Regions from separate parts of the Mus musculus genome. Here region 1 is linked to region 2. The links are chromatin loops, found by intact Hi-C in ENCODE. Cell type or tissue: heart. All regions are shown on one strand.

The links. Hi-C counts contacts between places; a loop is a spot of excess contacts. Peaks named below come from ENCODE experiments on the same cell type or tissue, not always from the same donor. Only the 100,000 strongest peaks of a DNase experiment are listed, where the experiment ranks them.
Region 1: a loop joins it to region 2, with 2.5 times the contacts of the local background. A loop is called at or near these places in 1 of 42 quality-filtered maps.

Annotation. Positions count from the first base shown.
Region 1 is chr3:152,143,486-152,147,485 of GRCm38, forward strand. All of the region lies in intron 1 of Gipc2 (GIPC PDZ domain containing family, member 2), which reads right to left. Among named protein-coding and RNA genes, the nearest start is that of Gipc2, 20 kb to the right of the region's middle. In heart, no CTCF peak of the experiment used is centred here; DNase peaks (open chromatin) are centred at 1,876 and 3,986; H3K4me3 peaks cover 329 bases; H3K27ac peaks cover 3,450 bases.
Region 2 is chr3:152,208,779-152,212,778 of GRCm38, forward strand. Fubp1 (far upstream element (FUSE) binding protein 1) reads left to right here and starts at 1,644. Exons shown (of 20, transcript NM_057172.4): 1 at 1,644-1,922. The coding sequence starts at 1,815. Gm40180 (a long non-coding RNA gene) reads left to right here. Exons shown (of 3, transcript XR_867759.3): 3 at 1-110. It also overlaps a transcript of Dnajb4 not described here. In heart, a CTCF peak has its summit at 1,811; DNase peaks (open chromatin) are centred at 1,633 and 2,153; H3K4me3 peaks cover 4,000 bases; H3K27ac peaks cover 3,259 bases.

The DNA of each region.
Region 1 (4,000 bases), 65 kb before region 2:
CAGCAAGTGAGACAATGACCTCTCCCACAATATCCCTACAAGGAGAGGAGATAGGTTAGCTTATCCCATCTGAGGAATGTAAGCTACTTGCCAACTTCAAGACATCATAAATCAAACGGTGCTTCTGTTTCCTGCTTTCTGAACCAATTGTCTTTCTTAACATGTCTTCCCCCTTGTTGCAGAAGATGGGGAGGAACACAGCCAGGCGAGGAAACTAGGTCAGTAGTTTACATCCTGGCACAGTGGGATGGCATATAAGCATTATAGAATTTGTGAACTAAGCTCTCCAGTCACCAGCAAACATGAACATACAGTGGTAAAGACGGTCGTTTGGCATCCAGAGAATCTTTAAGCTAAATATTCCACCATGTTTTCCAGAACAGAGAACTCTGTTTCTCTTGGCCTGGGATGCTGACCCGTAACACTTAGAATAAAATGCCTAAAGAGAAGGTGACATTTGAAAATGACCCGCATGGGACTGGAGAGAAGGCTTAGCAGTTAGACTTGCTACATTGCAGAGAACTGGGGGCTCAGTTCCCAGCATGCATGTCGGGGAGTTTACAAGCACCTCCTATTCCAGCCCCAGGCATCCCATGCCACCTTCTGGCTTCTGTGGGTTCTTATATGCTGGCACACACACACACACACACACACACACACACACACACACACACACCAATAAACAAAATAAGGCCTGAATTATGGCACAAGGAGACACTCAGCTGTGAAAATGCCATCGACCAAGGAAGAAGCTCTGTTACTACAGTCTAGAGCAGGAAGGCATTCTGTTACTACAGTCTAGAACAGGAAGGTGCTGCTGTTGCTACAGCCTAGAACGAGCAGGAGGGCACTGTTACTGCAATCTAGAGCAGGAGGGCACTCTGTTACTATGGTTTAGAACAGGAGGGCTATGCTGTTACTACAGTCTAGAGCAGGAGGGTACTCTGTTACCACAGTCTAGAGCAGGAAGGTACTCTGCTACTACAGTCTAGAGCAGGAGGGTACTCTGTTACCACAGTCTAGAACAGGAAGGTACTCTGTTACCACAGTCTAGAGCAGGAAGGTGCTCTGCTACTACAGTCTAGAGCAGGAGGGTACTCTATTACCACAGTCTAGAACAGGAAGGTGTTCTGTTACTACAGTCTAGAGCAAGAATTCAGACATCAAGCTGAACACTTGGAGAAGGATACACTAGAAAAACTATCTGAAAGAGAGGGCAGAGGGACTGGGAGATGGATATTTATTCTGGACCAAGACATTTGGAAGTTGTTAGGAAAAAGTCCTTTTGGAATCCTTAGGTGAGGCTAAAGAATTTGGGAGAAGGAGGGAGACCACCTCAGGAACTTTAATCTTTATTTGGAAACTGGAACATGTAAGAAATGAATGATGGGTAAGTGGGAAGGGGGCGGCTAAACACACAGGCATGATTTCCCTTACTGCAGACTATGTGTGCGATCTCTGCTAGGCTGGGGTTGCTCAGGTTTGACTCTTTTCTTGCCTAGAGATGGAGATCTTTAGGACCAGACATTGGGAAAAGGAGAAAGGGCTGAAAGGGCTCTGTGGAAGGTAGGTCACAAGTCTACGTAAAGGTCTCTGTGCTGGGAATTGCTTAAGCTTGCTCCCTAACCCCTTGCCCTCTGCCCTCTGCCCTCTGCCCTCTGCCCTCTGCCCTCTGCCCCCTGCTCCCACCATAGTTTCTCCCCACCCTCTGCTTGCCAGCATCATGTCTATTCAGCCTTCAAGATCCCTAGTACTGGGGCAGGCAGAGTATTTGGAGGAGGAGAGAGGAGCCAGCAGGGTCAGAAGGGTTCCCAGAAGGCTGGCTGGCTACTGCTGGACACCACGCTCAGCTCCCAAGAATGTGTCACCACACCAGAACGCACAGTACAGGCCCTGGCTCCAGGCTGGGAACTGACTCTGTGTCTGTGCTGCCTGCTTCTATTTTTATGACCACACATGCTCCCTTCCCCCAGCCTCCCTCAGATCCTGTGATGTGTAGCCCTCCTCACCACTCTGAGAAGGGGAGATGGGAGGATGGGAGATGGAAAGGAATCCTGCTGCTATTTCAGTGCAAATGGATAACAAGCTCTTTCACCTCCAATCTCCTTCTTTCCTGCACCCCCACCCCCAGCAATTTGGTTATCATTAGGTAAACTTTATCCCAGGTTATCCTTGCTCTCACAACTTCTTTTGCTGTCTGCATTATTTGGGTGTGTGATATAACTGTATGCTCTCCTATTTGCGTTTTCATTTCTTCTTAAAAGGACCAACTGGCATGGTCCTGTATGAGTGTGTTGAGGCTAAAACATGTGTTAAAAAGAAGATTCTGGTGGGATGGCTCAGTGGGAATGGCTCCTGCCGTTTGAACCTGTTGACCTGAGTCTGGTCCCCAGAACCCTTGTGAAAAAGCCAGATTTGATGGTGGGCACCTGAAACCCAGTGCTACAATACCAAAGCAAGAGGCAGAACAGGAGACTCAGCCAGGACCAGAGAGCTTGGGGTAGCAAGTATGGCAGAAAGAGTGGGAGAAACCTTCAGAGAGAGAGAGAGACAGAGACAGACAGAGAAAGAGAGACACAGAGAGAGAGAGAGGGAAGGGGAGGGGAGAGGAGAAGGAGGAGAGAAGAGGAGAGGAGAGGAGAGGAGAGGAGAGGAGAGGAGAGGAGAGGAGAGGAGAGGAGAGGAGAGGAGAGGAGAGAAGAGAAGAGAAGAGAAGAGAAGAGAAGAGAAGAGAAGAGAAGAGAAGAGAAGAGAAGAGAAGAGGGGAGAGAGAAGGAGGAGGAGGAAAGAGAGAGAGGGGGAGAGAGAGAGAAGAGGGGAGGGGAGGGGAAGAGGAAGAGGAAGAGGAAGAGGAAGAGGAAGAGGAAGAGGAAGAGGAAGAGAGAGGAGACAGAGCATCTTCTGAGTATTGCACTCTGGCATCCACATGCCATGACACATGTCTGAAGGCAGACAGACAGACACACACACACACACACACTAACAATTACAACAGTAATAACAACTTTTAATTAAAAATAAAGGAAACTCTTAAGGCCTAGGTGCTGGGAGAGACTGTGCTTGAACTACTCTTCTGTGTCTGACACTGATAACCATCCCTAGACTTTCAGTCTAGGCTTCTAGGGCCATGTCTCAGTCAGGGTTTCTATTCCTGCACAAACATCATGACCAAGCAAGTTGGAGAGAAAAGGATTTATTCCGCTTACTCTTTCTACATTGCTGTTGATCACCAAAGGAAGTCAGGACTGGAACTCAAGCAGGTCAGGAAGCAGGAGCTGATGCAGAGGCCATGGAGGAATGTTACTTACTGGCTTGCTTCCTCTGCCTTGCTCAGCTTGCTTTCTTATAAAACCCAAGACTACCAGCTCAGGGATGGCACCACCCACAAGGGGCCCTCCCCTATTGATCACTAATTGAGAAAATGCCTACAGCTGGATCTCATGGAGGCATTTCCTCAACTGAAGCTCCTTTCTCTGTGATAACTCCAGCTCGTGTCAAGTTGACACACAAAATCAGCCAGTTCAGGCCATGATATGAACATAATTACCAAAATTCTAGGAGACTTAATGGGTATCGGGAGGGGTGAAAATTAGCTTTGACTACTGAACATGGATGCATGTTTAGCAGAACGTTTAGTAGACTGGCAGAATTGTATGCTAAGGATAAGCCCGCCATGGCATTTTCTATGCCTAGCAATAACACACAGAGGAATTCCTTCCCCAACCCACCTCCCTATCTGACCTCAAAGCCTGTGCTTTTCTTTTGCACCATGCTGACTCACCACCTGTCAAGAACCTTGTCAACCTGTGCAGAGCTGCGGTGACCTGTGACACTGAGACATTGCAACCACGTGCTCTACTCTGCATATTATAAACCTGTAAGAGCCAGGACTGTGGCTCAGTGCTTGCCTGGAGTTCTATTTTCAACATCTAGAGAAGAACCAACGCATTCCGTAAGATTGATCCAGAAGCCTAAACTCAGCTGAGATGGTCTTCTGTCC
Region 2 (4,000 bases):
AAGCATACAGCCAAGAATTACCCAGTCCAAAGTCTCTCAGCAGCATTGAGGATAAGAAACCGTAGTCTAAGCTGATCCCAAAGTATTCCATACTACAATACTCACCTTCCCGGTATGCAGTGTTGTAAAAAATGAGAAATGAAGGTCCTTTCAATATTTAGAAAAAATCTAAACGATAATTGGTTATAGGGGGAATAAATAAAACTCTGAATTATTTCAACCAGACATCTAACTAGTATACAAATCTAATTAGTGAATAAAAACATCAATTACTGATGAGTAAATGCTATTTGCTGGGCAAACTTCCTTAAAACGCGACTGAAATACTCTCATTAGCTAGTTTTCCTACATATTGCTATGATTAAATCTGTAGCCCAATACCTTTACTGTTTTTCTAAATCCACGGACATTCCTAGACATCCATGAACAGGTTAAACAGGTCAAACTGAGCTATCAAATGGCTAAGACAGAGCTGGTTTTAAGAAAATCATGCTGTTTGTATCTGCCAGCACCTGACTTAGTAACTGATAGTGGGTACTGGACACATAGTTTCCGGCTATCGGAAAGCCAAGGGAACATATTTCTCTCATTCTAAGATTGGTGTTAAGAAAAATGCTTCTTAGACTGAGAGGGGGGAAACGTCATACATTAGACAGTCCATTTTGCCTTTTTCTTAGCTAAACTGAGAGCAGGGATCATTGTGGCATACTAAGTATAAACAGAATAAAGGCCCAAGAACCCTCATTCACCGTAGTAATTGCCAGCATTAGGCTAGCATGGCTAAGACACGCTCAGGAATGGTCTGGAGAAACGTGGTTATTGGCATATATGACAAATATTAGAAACTGCCTGCAAAGCCAACTAGTCCAGAAATGAAAATTCAGACCATGACATTGATCTGACTACCCGCAGGGGCGCGGGGGGGGGGGTGGGGAAAACGCAGTAAAGCCGGTTTGTGTCAGGAGCATGACACGTTCGTGACATAAGGGGCACATGGTAAGACTGGCCAAAGACACGCAACGCTAGGTGTCTACATACTGGATGTGCAACACTCACGTTTTTAAAGGACAAAGGGCGGTCATACTTTCACCATCCGCTCGCCCACACTATTTTACATAAGAGACTCAGTAGGCAATCGGCTCGAGAACTAAGGGCCCGGTGGTCTGAGTTCCTCCCCGCTTGTGACCGGCCCGGGTGGAGACATGGGCAGAGGCAGCTCGGCGCCCCGGAGCATGGTGGGCTCCCGCCGCCGGGCCGCAGACGGTTCCGCAGCGTCGCCGCGGACGCCCCGCACGCCCCGTGCGCGCGGCCCTCGGGCTGTGCGGCCGCGCGACACTGTTGCGTGACGTCCCCGCCCGACGACGTCAGGCCCCTTACTACGGAAACACGGAAGGACACTAGCTAGCTCCCTGATCCGCGACGGCCTTTCCAAGTCCCCTACAAGCGCGGGCGGCACACTTCCCGGGCGCCACTGCCTCAGCCGCCGAGGCGAGGGAACAATGGCCCGCACTCGCGCTGCGAGGAGGCGCCCAGAGAGACCCTACTCTCGTGGGAGCCCGGTCAAGTCTCGCGATATTCTTCGCCCGGCGTCCCTTCTCTGTACCCTCCACCCCCTCTTCACCCCCCGCCAATCGCGCGTCAGCGCTGAAACATCGCGGGATTTCCGTCTGCCAGTCTCCGCCCCTTTACGGCACGATGGTCGTGCAAGAATGTGATAGAGCCTCGACGGCCGCCATCTTCTTCCTTTCTTAGCAGTTAACCGAGAGCGGCGCCTCCCTCCGCGAGGAAACGGCAGCGTGTGCTGTAGCGTGGGTATGGCCGACTACTCCACAGTGCCTCCGCCGTCGTCTGGCTCGGCTGGCGGCGGCGGCGGCGGAGTCGTTAACGACGCTTTCAAAGATGCCCTGCAGAGAGCGCGGCAGGTAAGCGTGGACCGACCGCGCGGCGGCTTCCCCTCCCCGACCCCCGAGAGCCGCCGGCGGGGCAGGTCCGGCCCTGCTCGCACTCGCGGCTGCCGCCCGAGGAGATGGCGTCTTCTCACGAGGGGTCCCAGCGGCTCGAGGCCGAGCCCGTTGTCGTGGTCTGAAGCGCCCCCCCCTCCCACGCGCTCTCCCCGAGCGTGGCCTCCACTTCCGCCCCGCGCGCGCGGCCTCGCCGCCCCGTGCGCCCTGCCTGCCCCGGCTCCCTCGGCTCCGGTTCCGCCCGACCCAGGCGCGTGGAAGGTTCTGGGCGCTCAGGTCACGGCGAGGGCAAGCCAGGGAGGGCCGGCTGCCTGGCTAGCGGTCCCCGCCGCTTCCCGCGCCGCCGAGCTCTCCACCCTCGCCGTAATTAGCCTAACGTTCCCCGCGGCGTTCACCAGCGAGGCTCTCCCCGGGGCGGGATCTGCGTGCGATCCACCAATCCTTTCCCCAGCTCCAAATGGCCCCGGGCCCTTTCTTCCCCAGCCTTGAGTTTGAATCTGCCTCTCTCTTCCCAAGTCGAAGCCTCCAACCTCTTTGTGCTACGTAGGGACGTACTGTTGCCTCGAATGGCAACCATTTTCCCAGATGAAAAGGGTTGGATAGATAAGAGTCCTTGCATTTGACACCCCCCCCCCAATAACCTGAACGTCAATGTCTTCAAGTAGCCCCCGCCCCCGACTTCTTTGTAGCTTAAAAATGTATAATGTTGCCTTGCCGGGTGGGGTGGTGCTCGACTTTAGTCCCAGCACTCGAGAGACAGAGCCTGGCAGGTCTCTTGAGTTTGAGGCCAGTCAAAACGGCCAAGAGGGACCTGTCTCAAAAAAAAAAGTATGTTATGGAATTTGCCTGTAAGGTAAAATAAACCCTTATGGCTCTGTTGTAGTTGCTAGACATGAGCAGGTTTTTAAAGCCAGCTTTGACTATACTGGAAACTTCCTTCAGGACCGAAAGATTACCGACTCAATCAAGGTTTATCAAGTCTACCATAATACAGCAAGCACACTTATCTAGTGCATAGATACTGAAAAAATATATTTATTCATACAGAGGGATTCCATGAGCAATGTGGTTGGTGTACATAGAAGTCAGAGGACAACTTGTGGGAGTTGATTCTCCTTCCATGTAGGACCCTTTGGTCAGGTGTAAGTTGTTAGGCTCAGGGACAAGTGTGTCTGCCTGGGCATCTGAGGAAACTTTTTGATGCAGGGCCTCTACCGAAAGCCTAGGCAGGCCTGAGGTTTAAGGCTTCCTGCTGAATTGTCTCTAGTGTAGGTGTACTCCACCTCTCGGCTTTGGAAGCTTTTTAAGTGTGTGATTTCTAGTCTTGTGAGATAAAAATCGAACACGAGTGAGCAGACAGCTTTGATGATAAAGTAAACCACAGCGGTTACATAAATAGTCACACTGTGAGGCAGGCGCTGTACAGGACGCTGCTGGAAAGGGATGCCTCACTGAAAGATGGGTGACATTCATATAGTGCAGTGAGGAGTGGGAGTCTGGCCAGCATAGACAAGAAGCTGCTGCTTGCTCTACAAAGATCGAGGGTTTCTGGAAGGACAGCTCTAAGAGGTAGTCAGCTAATATAGGATAACATAGGAGGAGGAAAAAGGTGGGAATGTGAGAAAAACTATGGATAGATTCCATTGTTAGCAAGCATTGGCTGTGATAATACAAGTGTTTATTATAGATGATAGTATCTGTTACACCTTTGGACATTCTGGGTATGTAGAAATTCCATCAGGACCTTGCCTGTGTAAGTAAGGGACTAAGGTCTCACTATGTAGTTCTGGCTGTCCTGGAACTCACTGCCTACCTCTGCCTTTAGGACTAAAGGTGTGTGCCACCCATGCCCAGATGAGATTTTGTTTTCAAAATGAGAGTCTTTCTGCCTCACCCTCCTGAATGCTGGAGTGACAGGTCTGCCTACACTGATCCTGGCACACTTACTTTTTCTAAAAATTATTTTCTTTATTTACATTCCTGCCCACTCACCCCCAGTTCCTCACACCATTCCTTCTTCATCTCCCCACCTCCCTTCC